Regions from separate parts of the Homo sapiens genome. Here region 2 is linked to region 1. A link is a loop called in an ENCODE intact Hi-C map of the cell type or tissue named here. Cell type or tissue: endothelial cell of umbilical vein. All regions are shown on one strand. Links, peaks and the distances in the headings refer to the core of each region. The heading gives the core; the rest is flanking DNA.

Region 1 (10,312 bases), core at 1,065-9,064:
AAGTTCCAGCTCATCATTGTGACTATCAGCAAAACTAAGACCATTCCCTCCCTTTTATTATAGGAATGCATCACAAACTGTCACAAAGCAAAAACCATCTGAAATAGTAGTATTTCTTGCAGATTAGTATTTACAATGTATTTTGTTTGCCGGTTTTTCAAATGTTGAGTTTGCCATTACCATGAATTCATTTTAATAATATGGCAGAGAACATCTGTATCAGGTTTCCATTCAAAGTACAACTTCTCTGAAAATCCAAAAATTTAAAGGGCAAAGATATTTCGAATACTAAGATATGTCTATATATGGTGGTAAAAATAAAATTAATTTTCTTCAAGATTCACGAAGGTCCTGAAAAAGCAAAGCATTTGAAGGACCATCTAAGTTTATTGCCATAATACCTAAAATTAATGCAGTGAGTTACAACAGTCTATTTGACATGAGCAAACACATAGCCAATACATGAATTTCAGCCCTGCTGTTTTTAATGAATTATAGAGGGTATTTCTGTTTACCACAGTACACTTCAGTTTTAGATGTTCTTTCAAAAAGAAATTATTTTATTTTACCTTTTCATATTTTAAATAATTATTTAATAATACCCATTATAACAAACCCATAATTATTAATGATACTGCAAGCATTCAAAAATAAGTATAACCCCACACTGGATAATTTGAAAATAATTTGGATCTGGAATGTATCACAGTTGGCCTTTTAAAATACAGGATTTTCCCCTCAGCAGATTTAGCTTCTTAATTATGTGTGACCTAAGTTAATATTACCATTAGTTTTCTTCCCATGAGCCTTTACAGTTGAAGCAGAAGAGATATGAAGAAATATACATTAGAAAATCACCTGAGATTTAAAATTATTCATGAGTAATCCACAAAGTAGTTAATCCAGAGTGTGCTTTGTATTCTTTAAATACTTCTGGACTTTTGGTTTCTGTTTCTGTTTTTGTTTTTTCTTTAAAATCATCCTGATCCTTGCCATCTAATGATACTTGGTTAGGATCAGACTATTTTCTCATGTAGGGAGGAGCTTGTACTAGGTGTCAGGAGACCTGGATTCTCTATCTAGTTCAAAATTTGTGCCTTACTAAGGGATTTGTCCTTTCTAGGCTTCAGTTCGCTTATGTGTTAAATGAGTTCTGTAACCTATTCCAGTTCTATCATTGGAAAACAGAAAATGTTTCTACCCTTTAAACCAATTGGAAGGTAGGGTCTATCCAGTTAAATAATAGGTGACAATTCCTTTAAAAGAAAATTATGTCTGGGATTGATGTACTACTGTACCAGCTTTTATTTTTTTCTAATCACCAAATATTTCTCCTACATTAAGTTGTAAATGCTTTATTGTTAATGTAAATATAGAGTCACTTGTTTTTCCCTCAAAAGAATTATGTTTAGCAATATATTTAATTAAAGTGTCATAGAAGTTACAGAGAGCATGCTCCTCGGGATTTTAACTCCAGGGAAAGCTAATATTGCAATTTCTGTTCAGAGCTGCATACCATCTTACTCCAACCTCCTCTCTTCACTACTTCCCTACATTAAAGCAGCGGTCCACTAAAGCCCTGTGCACTGGGTCTGCCTGCTTTTAAGCCTGGCCCACGCTGGGTGTAGCTCTTGAAGTGAGCTTTAAAAATTATTTTAAAGTGAACTGGGGCGGTTGCCACAGCAACCCACCCTGAGATGAAGAAAGGCTATAGATTAATGTACCCCTTAAGATTATTCAACTGTATAGTATTTGTTCCTCAGCCAGAATACTTTTAACACAAACATGATAAGTGAACATGGTGGTTTAGAAAAATCTAAAAAGCAGTGAAACACAAATTCCAATAGCATTACATATTTTAATCTTTGTCTAATTATAGTATTGATGATACACAGGACTTCCCATGAAATAGATTAATTTTATAAGATACAGTACTTGCAAAAGTAGGCCCTGAAAGATGACATGATCTTTAAGCAAAATGATATGTCATTGCTTATAATATAAAGTGTATGGTGGTCATTTAACTCTTTATTATTGTTATACACGTCTATTCTGTAAATACCTAAGGCCAAGGAGTTTGGCAGTTTTACCTTTATGGTAACTCTGTGGTAAATGATAAAAACAAATGTGAGCACTCACCACATACACTTCTTTACTGCCACAATCATTTGCCTTCCGTTCTTTACTTCATCTCTTCATAGAAGTTACTTCACAGTTTGCAACTCTTCTTTGGCACCTTCAAATGTGGAAGTGCAAAACAGTATATAGTATTTTGTTAATGCTGATATGAAAATACTTTCAAATAGATTTATTTCTAAAACTTCTAATCTGAAGTAACAATATTCTGATTTTAAACCAAAGTGTTTTGAATATAAGACAACTGAAATTGTCATGCATTGTGATAATAATCTTTAACATAAATAGTGCCAAATATCTAAATTTCAAAAATTCACTAGGTGCAGCATTAACCCAAGAAGAATATACAGCATGTGGAATGTCTGTGATTGAGAATTTGCAATATACAAAGGATTTGTTATTTCAAGACAAGGTTTACACATATCTAAGGATTCTATGTTTATCTGTATTTCTGTACCTTCAGTTTTATATCTGATAGAGAATTACAGAAGAATGTCAAATCCATTATATCCGAAGCTAACACAATTTGTCAAATCGGGAAATGTTTGCAATGCAGTTGAGGTTACTGAAAGGGCTTATTTTATGCATTGCCTAAAGGCCAATTTAAAATACTTTGGGATTAGTGATGTGTATTCAGTACGGTTTATAAATTCTATTACCAATAATACCTTATTTTTCCAAGCAGTGTTTAACTATACTGAGCACAGACAAATGCTCCTGTGTTCTGATTTCTGTTTTAGTCTGGCTTTCCATGACTTTGTGCACACAAATGAACCTTTCCTTGGCTTCAGACTGAGGCTAGTCCCAGAAAGAGAACCAGCCTTGAGACACATCAGACCAGGATGGTCAATATCTCTTTTCCCATTTGTAATAGCAGGAGGACTTTGCATAGTGAAGAATCATTTATAAAGCCTCTATATTTGGGTTGACATCTCTGAGGTTTATTTTTAAGTTGCTTCAGAGTCAAAGAGAAATGAAAAATTTTGGCCAGTTTTACTTTATGGGTGTTAGTTGAGTTTAGGTTTTTAGGCTTAGGCCCACAGTGAGTGAGTCCAAACTTGGTCTTGTAGTCACTACCAAGTGATTTGGTGAGTTCTCTTTCTTCCAGTTGTGCTTCATTTTACAGTCTATTAAGTGAGAATCATAATACACATCTCCCAGGGCCTATTCACCTTATAGAAATGCAATCTTCATGAAATAACATCTGAAAGGTATGGTAAGGTTTTTTTTTTTTTTTTAAACGACACTACAAATTATGATACATTTCTTTCTTTTCCTGTAATCAGTATGTCCAAATAAGGCTTGATCAGTAATTTGCTTGCAAGTGTGTGGCTGATTCAAAAATAACCACATGCATGAATAAATTTAATGCGACTTTACCTTTACTTACAAAATTGTTAAATGTTGTTCATCAGAACATTGATTCTATCCCATTTCTTGAAATATCACAGAAACCTTCAATTCAAGGAATGGATTTTCACACTTCCCCTTTTAACTGTTTCTTCTAGATACCTTACTATGTGTGTGCTTTTTCATTTTAAAAAATCTTTACCCGGGGTTGTGGTGGAAGTGGGGATTAAAAATCTCGTCCTGCGTTTTGGTGCCCACTTCTTTGTTTGGAAAGCAGAGCGCTGGGACTCAATCCGGACGGCCCTCAAAGACCCAGACGAGGGACGCCTCTAGTTTGAGCAACTCACTCCGCTGAGTTATTGATTGCAGGCAGCAACAATCCCTCCGGTTGATTTGTGTGAAAAGTGAATCCGCTCTGGCTGGGCGTTCAGCAGAGGCGCAACAGCTGCAACGCCATCCAATTATTGCCGATCCTCCCCTCCAACACTGCTCTCATCACCTATATACTCTTCTCTCTGCCCGTCTCTGCTTCCCCCCCCTTCCCCCCCCCCTTTTCTCCCGGCCGACGGAGCTGAAGGGGCGGGGGTTCCTTCCTTGGAGTGTTTCTAGAGCTCGGAGGCTGCTGGTAGGGGGTGAGTGCGCCACGTGCGTGCGCCACGGGCGAGCAGGAGGCAGGCTCTGGGCCCTCCTGGGGACCTGCTGGACCTGCTGGACCTGGGTGCGACGAGTGGGCGGCCACGCTGGTTTGGCGCGGGGAAGGAAGGGGGTGTGCCGACTTGTATTTAGTTGGGGGTTGTGGAAGTCACGGCTGGGGGAAAAGCGTCCGGTGGTTTGTTGGTAAAGAGGGTGCGTGATGGGCTCTGGGGAATGGAGGAGGGCGCAACGGCTGTGGGTGGACTGTGGAAACGGGCGGTGGCAGTGCCGGGGTAGTTGTCCTGCTGGTCTGGTTTTGGGATCCTGGGCTGGAGAAATGCGATCCAAAAGAGCTCGGGATGGGCTCAGAGCGACCCACGAAAATACCAGGGGCCAAGTAAAATGAACCCACCCTTTAACAGTGCACAAAGCGCTGGCACACGGTCCACGTCTGGTGACGCAGGCTGCCCGAAGCGCTCCAACCATTTTGCAAACCTGGGAGAGCAAGAGGGGCTCTGCAGGTCTAGCCGCCGCCCCTGTCCCACTCTGGCCAGCCGGAGTTTTTCACCTGACAGACCAATAGGAAAGAACACGGGCCCCAAACTGGATTTTATAGTCTGAGCTCTCAGCATCTAAGGAATTATATTTCAAAAAACAAAAGCCAACTCATAGCTCTATTAAGCTAACGCGTGTGCGAGTTTTGGCTAGGAAAAAGCCACAAAGTAAAGCAAGAAGTAGGGTATTCAGGATAAAACACACACTTTAAAGACAAAACAGAAAACTTCCTTTCCCCTTGTACCCCCTTTATTTGTTAACACAGGGGAACGGTTCTGGGATGTCTTACAAAAATGCTGTCACTAAATGCAGATATCTGTGCTGTTCTTTGACCTGTCTGGCATTGTGGAATACTCAATTACATCGAAGGTGTAAAAACGTTTATGTTATCATGTTCTTGAAACATTTAGCGGCTACCAAGATGGTAGCTATTTAAATTAATTAAAATAAGATAAAATAAAAATAAATTCTGTCCCTCAGTTCCACTGGCCATATTTCAAGTGCTCAATAGCCACATGTGGCTAGTGGCTCCCTTACTGGACAGCGACATGTCAAACGTTTCCATCACTGCATAAAGTTCTGCTGGAGAATACTGCTATAGAGTTCAAAATGAATGCTGGTTAAAAAAAGAAAGAAAGAAAGAAATTACTTTATGACTGATACCAGCCACATTTTAGGACACTCTTGGAGTTTCTGTTACTTGGCACTAGTGTGAGAAGCTTTAAAGTCAGACTTTCAGTATCTTCCTGCTGAAAGAGACCTTGGGGAACACTTCACCCAGACACCTAATTTTTTTATAGGCAAGAGAAATCAGGCCCAGAGAAGTTAAGTGATGCCCCCAAAGTTATGTCATAAATTTGGAAAGAAGATAAGGTCCCCTAACAGGGTCCAGTATACTTTGTGCCAGACAAGGACATCTTTCTAGGCAAATTCATCTTACAGAAAGTCAACTTGACTGAAAATTTTAGGCAAGAGTACCCTTTTACAAGAAAAAATACTGCTAAGTATTCCTCCAGGAAGAAATTCCATTTAACAAAGAATGAGGAGCATGGGGAATAATACTATCTCCCAAACTAAAAATGTATTATTGGTAGTGTCATAGATTCATATAATGCCTTTTCTAAGAGGCTAATTGGGATAACACTGTGCTTCATTCTACTTTAAAAATTCTGAGGAAATGGGATTATCCTCTTAAAGAGCTAAAAAGCATTCTTAAGGTCAGGGAGGAAAGGTGTCACCTAAAGTGAAAATTTTTAGCAAAGCATAATCTTTCTCAAATTTGATAAAGATATCGGAGACATTGATTATGATATAACTAGGATGGAATTGGCTCAGAAATGTTAATAACCAACCAACCTTTTTTTTTTTTTTTTTTTTTTGAGACGCAGTCTCGCTCTGTCGCCCAGGCTTGAGTGCAGTGGTGCGATCTTGGCTCGGCTCACTGAAAGCTCCACCTCCTGGGTTCATGCCATTCTCCTGCCTCAGCCTCCCGAGTAGCTGGGACTACAGGCGTCCACCACCACGCCCAGCTAATATTTTCTTTTTTTGTATTTTTAGTAGAGACGGGGTTTCACCATGTTAGCCAGGATGGTCTCGATCTCCTGACCTCGTGATCTGCCTGTCTCGGCCACCCAAAGTACTGGGATTACAGGCGTGAACCACTGCACCCGGCCCAAACAAAACATTATTACAAATTACACTATCTGAAACATATAAGGCAACAGAATACATCATAAAGATTTAGACAAAGCATAAGCTTTCTTATTAGTTTTATTGTTTTGTTTTGTTCTGTCTTTTGGGTTTGTTTTGTTTTTAATGCCATGTTTGTATTCTATATATCTTATTGTTAATTAGGAGTGAACTGTTGGTATTAATTCTGCTCTTTTATAGTAGTTACCTTTTAACTTAACACTTAGTTAAGGATCCCCGAAGTGTCCAAATAAGAGTACTTATGAATATTAAATAATTTTAAATTAATAACAATAAATTATTTTAAAAGTGTAGATTTACATTTTTATTTGAATTATTGTCTTTATTGCTCTTCTTAATTTACCATTTGCGTGTGGTTCAGCATTCTTCCCATTCTCCCTAAAATCCAGTATCCTTAGAGAAAATGTTTCACTTCTTCAGGTGCTTGTAGACATGGAAGAAGGCCTCACCTTCTCCATGGCTGACAACCGAGAAGGCTGGTCTGACTTGGAAGAAGCTGTGTGGCCAACAGCCAATTGGCTGTATCACATGGTAACTGTTTGATTATGCATATGGTTTAAATCTCCCTTTGCCTCAGTTTCCTCATTTGTAAAATGTGGAACAAAATGTGCTATCCTCAAAACTTTGTTTAAGGATTAAATGAGCTATTCAGCATAAAGCACAGGGCTGGAAAAGTGACAAACTGCGGTAAAAATTAGCCATTCTTAATCTAATGCAAAGAATTTCCACTTCTATACCATTAAGTTCTTTATTCACCTATACTGGGGTTATCACAGCAGAAAGAAGTAGGTCATCCGAGAGGTGGGAATTGGTTCAGGATGAGATTTACCTTGGAAGAGGTAAAATGTTTTAAAATACCATGACTTAAGTGTACAGGTTGCCTTATTTCCCTTTCACTGACATCATGCCTCTAGGATATTTTTTCTTTTTTGGGGGGATGCTTTATTATACTTGTTAGCCACTTGGTTGCTGAAAAGGCACTGAAAACTCAGAGTCTATCCTCTTTTCACCCTGGTTGACCTTTGGAATGCTATTGTCAGCCAAGATGACATTGATATCTTCAGTCTCCCCCTAGCTTGAATTCTTTAGGTCAGAGTCCGCTCAGATTGTCTCCTGATGTCATTCCAAGTGTCTGATGGCCGTCTATGGCAACTGGGTTGGGCAAAAGCCTGCTGGGAAGGGGTAGCCCACAGAATGCCTAATGGAGCGTTCTGTTCAAGAGGACCTAGAAGTAGTTCTGTTAGACATATGATCAACACTACAGCTGTGTTAGGGGACTGTACCATTTCTTGAAAAACAGAAGCATAGTCATTTTGCATTTTTGGTTCTAATAAAGTCCCACCTGAGATGTTTATGATTTATACTGATTTTATGATTAAGTATGTATTACAGAAAAAAACAGACTTAGAGAATGTCAATAAAAATTTTATATCTGATATTCACGCTAACACTAGTTATTAAGTGAAGACCCCAAGTTAAGACAGAAGAGTTTAGAAAAGAAGGAAAAGAGCTACCGCATGGCAAAATGTACATTATTCTATCTTTCTAGGTATTTTTCTTTTTCTTTCTTTTCTTTTTTTTTTTTATGGAGTCTTGCTCTGTTGCCCAGGCTGGAGTGCAGTGGTGTGATCTTGGCTCACTGCAACCTCTGCCTCCCATAGAGATGGGGTTTCAACATGTTGGCCAGGTTGGTCTTGAACTCCTGACCTGAGGTAATCCGCCCACTTTGGCCTCCCAAAGTGCTGGGATTACAGGCTTGAGCTACTGTACCAAGCCATTTCTAGGTAATTTTTTAAATGACTATGTTCTACTTATCTGGATCTTACAAAATTATTTATAAAATATTTTATTTATAATCCTAAATTTTAAACCAAGCAATATAATAGAAAATGTTATGTTTTCAAGAAGGTAAGATCATGCATAGATCTATATGCTTTCAATACGTAATTTTATAGAAATTGTGGAACAAGGAGGCACATAATTATATCAATATTCTAATTTCTTAGGAAGAAACAGAATTTTCACTGGGAGGAGTTTCTAAATTATTTTGTAATATGGTGAGAATTAAAAGTAAAACTCAATAAAACTTTTAAATTTAAGTGAGTGATTAAAACCAGTTTGTTTCACCAAAGTACTGATTGAGTCAAAGACTCAAACAAAAGGCCAGATTTCCTACGGACTATTACTTATTTATTCATTTATACTAAATGTGTAGTTAAATCTTTTAAATCAGTAATGTTCTTAGTCATAATACAATGATATCTGGAGTATATATGCAAAAATAATACTATCTTATTAGAATGTGGGTTGAAATGAATATTTGAAGTACCTAACATTTAATGGCCACATACTATTTGTCAGGCTCTGTATTAATTGCTTTATAAACTTTTGTTTCCTTTTATTCAAAGAACAACCTTTTAGACATGTACTATTATTGTCCCCATTTTAAGATTTTACACACTAAAGCTGTGAGTGCTGACATGACCTGCCCAGGGCCACATAGTTCCTAAGTGCCAAACGACATAAAACCAATGTGTTTGTTTCCAATACTCTACCCTTAGCTATGATGCTATACTGCTTCCTTGTATTCATAACGTTTGTTCACTTATAGTGATAATATAATAGATATTTTTGTCCCACCAGAAAATATTTCAGAAATACATATCTAAAGGCATGTCATCCTCTTTAAGGTAGACACTTTAGAAGACTATTCATTTATTTCAGTAATGTTGTCTTTGCTCAAGTCTATTTAGAAATCTCCTCAGGGATTTGCTACACAGTCTTAAAACTGGCCTGATTGTTGGCAAATCCTTATCATTAAGGATGAATTTTTTCCAAAAGTAAATCCAAGCCAAATGTAGTAAACAGGATGAAAACTAAGATTTGAGTATAAAGCATTAGATTATTTGATATTTGTCTCATAAATTGACACTAATTGAAGATATAAAAGAGGAATTTCAAAGTATTTTTGATATGATTTTATAACCTTTAAGGAGACAGTTTTGACAAGTAACACTCGTAAAAGGTCTGGTATTTTTTTAAAAAAGTCATTTTCACTAAATTAATAGTTATAGATCATGTATAAACAGCATGGGAAATGTTCTTTTCAAAGAGTATAAAATGGGCAGCGGAGGGTAACTAGGAAACTCTGGAGCAGAATCCACGTTTAGACACTAAATAATTGTTTTGACCTTAATTTTCTAAATGCCCTTTTTGTAAAATGGGGAAGGTGGCAGGAACTACCCATGATAATGATTTTGCCGAGAGAAGCACATGAAATTGTACTTCTGTGGCCACTTAGTGCCTCGCATATAGAAAATTCTCAATAAATGTTAGCTATTATATACCATTTCACTTTCAAGAAATACCCCATATTCCTGGAAAACATCTCAATGTTGTAGTTATGTAATGATATTTTAAAAGATGTTTTCTTTTCTGTCAGTTTCATGCTTCCAAACAGTTATTTTATGTAAAGTATTTGATATATAAAGTAAATATAAACATTTATGGTCGTATGTTTATTCAGTTAATATGTATTATATCAAGAAGTCTTACATGTTGGACTGCTAACTATATTATCCTTGTCAGTGTTCTATATAATATTGTCTTTAGATAAACTTTTTTGGGGTATTCTTATTGGATTTCATCAGACTTATGAAAGTAATGACATACCCATTTGCCCAGAATGATGCTCCAAGATTTTATTTTTTAGTTACCTCAGACATCTTCTAAATTGTTTATTCATTATATAATCTTAAATTTAAGGGAACTGAGCATAAATATGTTGAATTAGTGGCTTCCTATTAGATCCCAGTGAACTCCTCTTAAAACAGGGCTCTTATCTGTGTAGCATATGCGCAGTTGTGATGTTGTGAAAGTTTGTCTTTACATCACTCTCTTCCCTATACTCACCTTCAGCAGGCCCTGC
Region 2 (10,312 bases), core at 1,080-9,079, 1.3 Mb after region 1:
TATACAATAGCTGGTACAATTATATAATATTGAATTTTAAAATTCTCTTAAATCCATGTTTGAGTTATAAACTTAAAATCACCAAAGCTGGGTGTGGTAATTTTAAAATATGGCCCCAGATGATTTCACAGCCCTTCCATTGGGAGGTAGGGTCTATCTCTCCTCCCCTTGAATGTGGGCAAACTTGTGACTTCTTGACTTACAGAGCACAGGCTTCCTGGGCTAGATCAGAATAGGTTATGCAACTTCCACCTTATTCTCTAAGAATGTTCACACGGGGGTAAGCCAGGCACCATCTGAAGAGTCTGCCTACCCTAAGACCTCCCTGATGAAGAGGCCATGTATAGGCACTCCAACCAACTGTCCCAGCTAAGCTCCCATTTGACAGCCAGCATCAACTGCCGGCCACCAGCCTATGCCAGGCTTCAAATGGCCACAGCCCTAGCTGACACCTAACTACAACCAAATGAGAAACACAAAGTGAAGATGGCCAACCAGCCTCTTCCTGAATTTCTGACCCACAAAACTAGAGTAAAATTAAATATTTGTTGTTTTTACACTTCTACATTTGGAAGTCATTTATTACCCAGCAATAGAAACTTATACAGCAGGAAATGCTGTCTCCCCTGTATTGTTCTGACTCTGTTTTCCACATGGTAAGAAAACAATCCATGGAAAATGTAGTGGATTTTATCAACATTGGTTTTGATTCACACAAGATAGAAAATCATTAAAACTCGAAAGGCATGTTGATTTCAGTGTTCTGAAAATGCAGCCTGTATAAGCTGTGGTCTATCAAGACCACTGAGTTAGAGAAGAGGTAGTTAAATTATGGGCCTGCTCACCAAATGTGGCCCACCACTTGTCGTATATAAAACAAAATAAATATAGCCTACAAAGCCTAAAATATTTACTATCTTGTCCTCTACCAGAAAGGTTTGCTGATCTCTGAGTTGAAGAATGGCAAAGTTAGAAAGAGAATGTAAGTGTTCTAAGTATTCTTTTCTTATTATGTTGTTGGGCAAAAATATCATTTTTCAATAATATCAGTATATTTTAATGGGCCTATTTCATGATTCTGATCAGCACTTCTTAAATTTTTTAAGGATTTTTAGTTGTTTTTGTTTTGGGAGTTCCCCCAGCCCCATTTTTTAGGTCTCCTTGTTTTGCTTTTAGTTTTCCTATCAAAAGAAAGAGATAAGTCACAGGAGAAGGAATACACATCACAGTTTTCTATGATACCATCAGTGAAGCAAATTCATATCAATTGAAGAAAATTAATATCTGAGGTCAGGGGTTGGCAAACTTTTTCTACAAGGGCAAGGATATTTTTAGCTTTGCAAACCACATGCTCTCTGTCTCATCTACTCGACCCTGATGTTTAACAGAAAAGCAGCCACAAACAGTGCTTAAATAAATGGCTATGTTTGTGTACAATAAGACTTTATTTATAGAAGCAAGTGGTAGGCTGGAGTTAGCCTGCAATCGTCATTAGCCCACCCCTATTTTGGATAATGTAGGGACACACGCACAAGCAGGGAGGTAGCAGGGATGTGGCACTGCTGCTTGAGATGTTTGCAGTTGTAAATCCTATACAGAGAAGGAAGGGGAATACAATACATGAGATTCATGTCATAACAATATTTTGCCTGTTTACTACATTTTTTTATTCAGTATACTCTAAACTATTATCCAGTTTACTAATAATATCGAATTAGAGTTGAGTTAGTATACTGAAAGACCTCATAAGTTAAAATTTAGTCTTTATTATTACAACTTGAAAATCTTACCTTTTTGCAGTAGATTTAGTTCTTCAAGATATAAAAAGAGGTCATTTCAGATTTCAATAGCCCCACTAAAACAGCTACCTCCCAGCCTGAGAGTCCTGAAACAGGCTTTTTTCCCTCTGTTGTCAAACCTTCCTAAACACAGTATTCGCAGACTGTGTGGTATGTTTTCCTCCTAGTTTTCAGAATCCCTGAAGTTCTTCCAATACAAAAAAAAAGGCTTATTTTTACCAGTTGGTGGAGGATGTTCCACTTTCAAAGGGAGAGAATTTTTAATTCCCTCCATAGGGCTTCATAGCTATTGTAAACTTCATGGGCAGGCTTTCACCTGCATAGAGGACCAATTCCACATAATGCCAACCATTCTAGGGTAAAATGGATGGGGTGAGGGTGACAGTAACCCTGTACCCATTACTAGCACATAGTTAAAAGGTAATATGAAAATAGACTTTGGGGAAAATTTTATGTTTTATATTTACCTCAAAATAAATGCCTACTTAGACAAAAAATAAAATTCTTTCCACTGCTAAAAGCAAATAAATAAATTTCCCAGAGATTCAAAAATGAAAAGAATATTACCTTTGTCCCTAGGATAGATATATAGATGAATAGATTTCAGAGCATTTTAAAATGCACTGAAAAAGTAAGCAACTAATTAGCAATTAGAAATGTATAGTAACATTAATTACATAAATATAAGTGTACATATATAAGTAATTATAAAAAGCAAGGCACAAACATTATAATATTACTTTCAACCAGTTCAATCTGAAGAAAAGGAAATTTTGAAATGTTTGCTTTGAAAGCTCAGAGAATTATCCACGTGTGAAAAAATCCAAAATTGCTTCAAAGTGTAAAAATTATTCTTCTTTCCACCTACAAGTAAGTCAAAATTGCTGTGCACATTTTCATCAAAATTTCTTAAAAGAAATTATCCAGCAAGGAAAATCTTTGAAGCTATACAATAAAAACTTCAGGGACAAAAGAAAACTATTCTCAGTGCCTTCATCTATAGAGTACAAGCAAAACAAACCACCCTTTACACACAAGCACATGTGTGTGTACGTTTATTAATTGATTCAACAAAATTTTACTGAGAGTCATGTACATTAATTTGTACACAATTGTATGCATATAGGCATGTGTATTTTACATGAGTATAATCATATGTGTGAATATATCTGCAAAAGCAAAGCCAAGAGGAAGGCCTAAGGATAAAGAGCAAATATTCATGTAAAGAAACCCCCAACCACATGAAGGCACCAGAAATTATTCTATATATACAAAAATGTTGTATATAGTGATGTTAGAGATCATAATGAATATTGGAGGTGAGAACAGGATGACCTCAAGGGTATCCTTCTGGAGCATCAGAAATGTCTTTGATGGGCAATGATGGAGAGGCACCTGCTCTTAGGAGAGGACATGGAGGGAAAGGCAGAAAAGATAAACTGTGTCACATCACTGTTTAAGAGCAATGACCAAAATTGGAAATTCTTCTCTAAACTTTTTAATTAAACATTTTAAAGTAAAATTGATTATTTAAAAATACTCCTTAAGTTGTCTGGAAGGCTGCTTAAATTTGTGGTTGTTTTGGTTGTAATTAATAATAGTAATAACCACTGTTTTCACTTCTAAAGTAAGAAAAAGTAGAGGCTGGCCATTAACTTTTCTCCTTAATCTCTGGCAAGCCTATATTTCAATTGCCTTTTATAGCCAGAAATAAGGAACTAAATTAGTAATCCATATATAAGATGCTTCTCAGGTAGGTAGCAACTTACCTAGTAATACTAGGGAAAAGGATGCTCTTACCATTACTGATACACCATCATGTAGTCTCCAGGCCAGTGTGCTTGTTGAAGTTAACAGGTAGCTGCAGCCATCATAAGATTACCATTGGGAAAAATTCAACATGATATAATATTAAACAGTAATTTCTGCAGAGATAAAAACAGGTTAGTCATTATAACAGCCAGACCCTGGATTTCCAAACTAATAGATATCTGGTTTTTAATTCTGCCTTAGAAATATAATGCACACCTATTGGAAGCTTATTATTTCATAAGAGAAGTACATAGGAAAAAACTCCAGGCCCTAGGAATTGAGAAAAAGAAGTTCATTTTTTTGAAGTGGGAAGAATGTCCAGAACCTATTAGAACCTACATTCCCTCCATTGCTCTTCCCAGGAAGATCAACACTCACTTTATCAAGAGAAAATGTCTCACTGTGAAAAAACAGGGCCCATTGTGAAGCTGAAGGAGCCAAGCAGACTTGTCTGCTTAAGACCTAAAGGTCTGCCCAAGAGACAGAGCCCTGAAAAGAAGTGAACCTAGTCAGCACAGAAAGCATCTTGGCAGGAGCCATCTAACTGCAAACACCAATACCTCTATAGCTTCTCCTTTAGAAATAGTGCCAGACCAAGCCAGCTTACCTGGTCATCTTTCATTCCCAACTAGATCTGCCCAGTACCTCATGGCAGGTGATCAAAGAACACTACCATCTCGGTGTGGCCTCCCAGCCCTATACCTGCCAGGCTGCAGCCTGCCCAACGCAGGGTGGCAGGGTCAGAAGGACATTTTAAAAGGGGATGAAAATGACCTTTAATATTTTGAGCAGAATGATAACTTCTTGGCAGGTTATATTGCGATAGCACTTTGGTTACATAATGATCATCTCAATTTCACATTCATTTTAAGAAGTTTTTGCCAGAAAATAGTAATAACAATAATAATAATGGTGAAATACAGGGCTTTATTCCAGAATGTAAATCCTTGACCAATGCTTCCTCTAGAAGGATAAGCTGTGACGCTGCAGATTTCCTGGACCTACACAGTGAGCTGCCTGTTCCCAGTGACACAGAAGCCATGGCCCAGGCAGCTAGTGCATTCTGTAACCCAGCTCAATGAAAACTAAGAGTTTGGCGCCCCCTCTTCCTCACCAGAGGCTCTAATTGTAATGGCCACCCTGCTCCACCTCCACCCACTGGTCCAGCGCCAAGTTGCCTGAAACTTCCCCACACCACACACAACGTGGCTAACAAGAACCTCTGTTCCCAATACATTTGATCATCAAAATAGCACCATGTTTCCCCCAGAGAAATGCAATTTCATCTCCATTTCAAGTAGGTTGATGTGTGGTAATCAGAGGGAGACATAAATTTTGAACTTGAGCTTTATGTTGTGACTAGCATTAATTTAAGTGCCCTGCATCAAAGATCTGAGCTATTCCTCTAAACTGCTTTAAAACCCACCATGACTTTTCGTTGTTTCAGAAACCCACAGTGCAATCTGCAATGCATTATAAATTTTAAGCAAAGAATCTTATCTATATTTTCTTGTGCATTCCAAAACTCCCTAAAATACTGATCAGAGACAGTGCCCACATTCCAAGACTAGTGCCACAAGTTTGCTACAAGTTGAGGGAGGAAAAAAAATTAAAGTAACAGATGTTTGGGTTGCCTACTTCTGCTATTTTCAAAACTTCATCAACAATGCAAAGTTTTAAATTAGAAATGTACTATAGTTCTATTGTTCCCTATGGAAATTTTTAACTAAAACCAGAGTCTAGGAATTCATTTTCAAATAAATATTCCAACTTTGGTTTTAAGAGGAAAAACTATACATATATATATATCCTCTTAGAAGGAATGAAAGTTCCATCTGATGAGAAGCCCCCTCCACTCAGCACCACAGCAGGGAGTAGAATTCAATTGGTGGTAACTGCTCCCCGCTGCTCTTGCAGACTTGGTGGCTCCATGGGGTGTGCTCTCAAGGCTTCTGCTGTCCAAAGGGGAAGCTGTAGGGGATGCTCACGGCCCCACTACAGCTAGAAAATTTTGTGGGTCTGGTCCTGTCAATCCTCGGGATAGCTCCACGTGAGGTATTCTCACTCACTTCAAAGACAGGGCAGCTTCAGAAGCCCTTCCAGAAGGCTTGCCTGCATCAACTCAGCATCCATGCTGCTCATCCCCCTCCTGGTTCTGCATGCCCAGCAAGGAAAGCTATTAGCTCCCTCCTGGCCTCAAAGGAAAGAGGGAGCAGAGTCCATTGTTTGCTCTCAAATCTGCATCCCTGGTGGCTAGTGGTTCACATATTAACTTAATTCAAAAGATTAGCAACACAGGGCTTAAATTATATAGGATTCAGAAAAGTTCTGATCCAGGCTGAGAATGGAGACTGGACCAACAAGTGGAAACTCATAAAGTAGAGCCAGTTTTATTTGAATGTAAATTGATAGAAGGAAGTCAACATCTTTTGTTGGTGGTATTGTTCCTAAAATCCTTTTGTCCTGTATCAATTTCCCCATCTCTTCCACAAAACTACTCCTGACTCAACTAGCCACAGTAATCCCTCCTTTCTCTGAGCTCTTAAAAATACCTGTAGTATCTGCTGCCAACTTAGCACTTTATTATATACTTACCTGTATTAGCCTCTGTATTATATTTTTAATACTGACTCCCCAAATAGATTTTGAGTGTCTCAAGGGCAAACAGAACGTCTTACACTTACTTTCAGGACCTATCACAGGAAGAGTGAGGAAGGGGGACCCAAGAGGACCATTTGGCATAAGCCTCATATTTAAAACAGGCCTCAAATTTAGATTTTTGATGACATCTCCAAATAAGGTTATACCTCAATTTTCATAGACGTACTGGCAAGAGTTTTTAAAAGAAGCATTTCATCCAACAACTTAAAATTCATCAGTTTCTATGATGCTCTTTTGGTATTACTTATTTTAATACTCCAGAAGCCTCAAAAAATAGAAATAATTTAGTTTACCTCAGATTTTCTGTAGTGCCTGGCACTCTGTTACAAAAGATAAATGCAGAAAATGTTCCCTAATGGTCACCAGACATGCTGCAGATGGAGGGAAGAAGTACAGAACTGTTACAGCACTTGACTATAACAAAAGCAGAGTTAGAGACCCAGGGCAACTGAAAAGATTCTACGCAGACTGGCTACAGTGAGCCCCTAAAGCGGTTGTGTGTGTTTTCAGGGCCCTCTCTCCTGTACAGCTACCTTGTCTCCTTCCTGATAACAACATTAGCATCAAAAGAAGGGGTCTGTCCTCTTTGTTTGATAATGAAGCACCTCCTAAGAAGTTGAAGATAAGGCAGCTTTGTAAACCAGTGGAACTTAGAGACAATAGCTGTGCTTCACCAGGTGTGAGAGAAAGCCGAGCAGGAAACTGTCTGTGAGGTGCAGCCAAAAGATTCTAAAAAATCCAGAACTCCAATCAAGGTAGTTTCCAGAAGTGATCTCAGGGAAGCAGGACTAGCATGTGATTCTAATGTAATCCAGAATCCCATACTGTCTTTGGAGAAAGATACTGTGACACAAAGTGTGTGTGAATAGTAAAGGGAAACACAAATTAGCCATGAGTTCATTGTGTGTGTTCCCTTTGTGAAGAGACTCAGGGGTAGTTGGTCATCTTCAGATGACACCTCCAAGACAACCCTGCGTTCAAGGCACCTCTTTCTACCCTATTCTTGACCTCAGCTGATGTGGTAGTTATTAGTACTGTTCACCAAATTTTTCTGGCTCTCCATCTTCTGGAACTTTATAGAATTGCATTCTCCTATTCTTCATCGCAATTAGGGATAGCCTTGGCTTGTTTTAGCCAATGAAATGTGAGTGACTTAAGAGCCAGAGAATGAGCCACTGCGTCTCCATTGTCCTACCTTGCTCATCACAGATCATGACGAAAACAGAGACAGAGACTTGCTCTGCAAAGGTCCTGAGTGAAAGAAGCCAAGCTCTCCAAATGACCAGTGGGGGCGATTTAATATGAAGAAGAAACAAGCCTTTGTTATTTTAAGCCACTGAACTCTTGGAATTATTTCTTAACACAGTTTAACCCACCCTATTCTGATTGATAAAATCAGCGATTACCTCACCATGCTTAATCCCCTGATCCTCAAACTGAAGTGCCTTCAGGGTTATGCTGTTCTATGCCAGGGGATTAGAGAAGCCACAGGATAGGGGAGGCACATGTTACCAGAGCATCCACCGGACTCACTGTTAATTTAAAATGTTATTTTTATATTCAAACATACACAAATGAGTACAAAATTTTATTAGTTTTTAAGATGAAAGAGGAGATTTCAAAGAATTTCAGAAGCACAGATTTAGTGGATAAAATAAGGCATTCCAGTAGAGAAGGGGCCTCTGAGAGAAGCAGCCTCAGTGAAGAGAAGAGAAACTGAGGCACAGAGAATCTATGTGACTCATCCAAGGTCACACAGCTAGGGAATGCAGCCCAGGTTGGCTGATCCAAGGCCAGAGCTCTTTTGGCCACACACACCTAAGCATGTGCAGTAATGATTCTTCTGGTATTCTCAACAACATAAGGGAGACAGCCATCCTCATGTGAGAACCAGCCATTGCCTCTTCACTGTTGACTAAGGATGCCGGCAATGAGGTAGCTGACCTTGCTACCAAATCATCACTGTTCACAGACAGAGATGCAACAAATATTCTGCCTTCCTTTCTTTCCCAACTTCTCACCATAGAAAGATAAAAAATAGATAAAGTTTGCCTTTCCCCCCAAATTTTCCAGCTTTCAATCTTTATAATCTAATAAATTATCTCCATGTTGGGGGTCATTAAATATAATGAGCTATTGGAGAAAAAAGTGTGTGTGTGTGTGTGTGTGTGTGTGTGTGTGTGTGTGTGTGCCTCCAAGAAGGTTCCCCAGTGATGAACAATGCCTTAATAGCTATCTTTGGAACAAGGCAGGGTTTGAATAAATAACCTTCTGCAGTCAGTTTAGTGCCAGATCATTCTTAAAAGCAATATCTTAGGTAAAGTTTGGAAGTAACATTTATGTTTTCTTTTTTTAATTGAAACTTAGCTTTTTCAGTCTCTTTTGGAATTTTATGAACCTAAATTTTCAAGTGGGAGAATTCAAAGCAGATGAAAAGCAACCAGATTTTTTAAAAAAGAAAAGGACTTAAAAATCATAACCCACCCTCACTCACAGTCTTTCAGAGCTAATTATATATAGTTAAGATAATCTGAAACTCTAGAAGCACCCTTGCCAACATTCTTTGTATCTATAAAATCAGCCTATGATAATTTAAGATCAATAGTTTGTAAAAGTCAATAGTCGAGTCCTACCTCTTGTAAGTGTGGCCAGTTTCTGATGCAGACATTGCCAATTGCTCAGCATTGTGAGATGCTCTGAGCCATGTAAGTCCATGCCATTCAATGTCCACAAGCATTAACTCAGGTTTCTTAGTAACTCATTTTTTATGCACATCACTCACAAAGAAGAGCTACTTTTATTTTTGCACAAGTCCTTGCTCACTTTCAGAGGACATAGCTCTCACAAATACACTTTGGTTTCCTTGCTCTCTCAGTAAACAGATTTTTTTCCTGCAATGCTCTTTTGGTGAAACTTGTTTTGAGAACAGTGAGTACCACCCTACATCAGATTTTGTCGGTTATGCTGTTATTGCAGATACAGAAGAAAAGTTTGTTTGAAATTTCCAAAAGCTCTCAAAATAAATGCCCCAGGATGGTCCCCATTCTACCTGTCCAAATTTGTCCCCCATCCTCTCCCTAAAGTCCTCCATCCCCGTCAAGTACACCCCCCAGCAACATTCCAAGCTGGCTCTATCTCTGAGGTTTTGCTCACACTATTTAAACACACGTGCACCCAGTGTCTGTGATGCACAAATTCTTCTGTCTGTCAATGTAAATCCTGTCCAACCTTCAAAGCCTAACCCAAGTCCCAAAGACTCCTGGAACACTTCCCATATCAAATTTACCCTCAACAATAACCCACTTCTGTGAATTCTGACAGCAATTGCTGTGCTTGCCATGTATTCTGATGTTTAGCCCTATTCCATTTTACATCATCCTGCAATTGCTTCATTGTGTATTTCTTAGATCTTTCATTTGATCAAAATGTCATACCATGGAGGGTATATGTATAAACCAAAGAATGAAATTCTTCAGGAGAGACCCACATGGTAACTAAGATCTTTGTATCTTTCCCAATTCTTAGATCATCAACTTTCAGAAGTTTTCCAGGTCTAATCTACAATGAGCATAGAAGGTACAGAGAGCTTCATCTCCACCCATCTACCACAAGAGTCACCCCTCAAATTGTGTGCCTCTTGGAGTCATACTCAAATGAAGGCCAAAACTGAGATAACCACAATTAGCCACTCTAGCAAACAGACTGCTTCACCAGCAAGGCTGAAACATCAACCAGGGCCAGGTGGTGGGAATTGTACAAAGAATCAGACAGAAGTAATGTGTCATGCATAACCAGAGGAATGTCAGCTACAGACCTTGCCCTCAGCCCCACAGGTATAAGCTATCCTCCAGGTAAATAGCCTGCATCACAAAGATGCCATGGAGCACAGGCATCCTAGACACACCCAGGGAATGAGACCTTGAAAAGCCAAGTGCCTATAGCATATAAGCAAATGTCTTATCATAAATAAAGTAAAGATAAAAACAGGAGATTTCTGTTACCTTTGGAGATAATATATAGTCCTATACACACTTAAATGT

Evidence for each region. A loop is a pair of places that touch in the nucleus more often than their neighbours do. Peaks named below come from ENCODE experiments on the same cell type or tissue, not always from the same donor. Only the 100,000 strongest peaks of a DNase experiment are listed, where the experiment ranks them.
Region 2: it touches region 1 in a loop (17-fold over the local background); 2 of 110 quality-filtered maps call a loop at or near these places.

What each region holds. Positions count from the first base shown.
Region 1 is chr5:88,885,363-88,895,674 of GRCh38, forward strand. The region is part of intron 1 of MEF2C-AS1 (MEF2C antisense RNA 1); the gene reads left to right. It also overlaps a transcript of MEF2C not described here. Among named protein-coding and RNA genes, the nearest start is that of MEF2C-AS1, 7.2 kb to the left of the region's middle. RefSeq lists enhancers at 3,975-4,511, 4,098-4,297, 4,512-5,046. In endothelial cell of umbilical vein, for the core only: no CTCF peak of the experiment used is centred there; a DNase peak (open chromatin) is centred at 4,229; H3K4me3 peaks cover 1,343 bases; H3K27ac peaks cover 695 bases.
Region 2 is chr5:90,156,930-90,167,241 of GRCh38, forward strand. It overlaps LINC01339 (long intergenic non-protein coding RNA 1339), which reads right to left. Exons shown (of 6, transcript NR_120601.1): 5 at 3,600-3,660; 6 at 1,410-1,590. Among named protein-coding and RNA genes, the nearest start is that of LINC01339, 130 kb to the right of the region's middle. In endothelial cell of umbilical vein, for the core only: a CTCF peak has its summit at 4,737 (motif pointing left); a DNase peak (open chromatin) is centred at 4,692.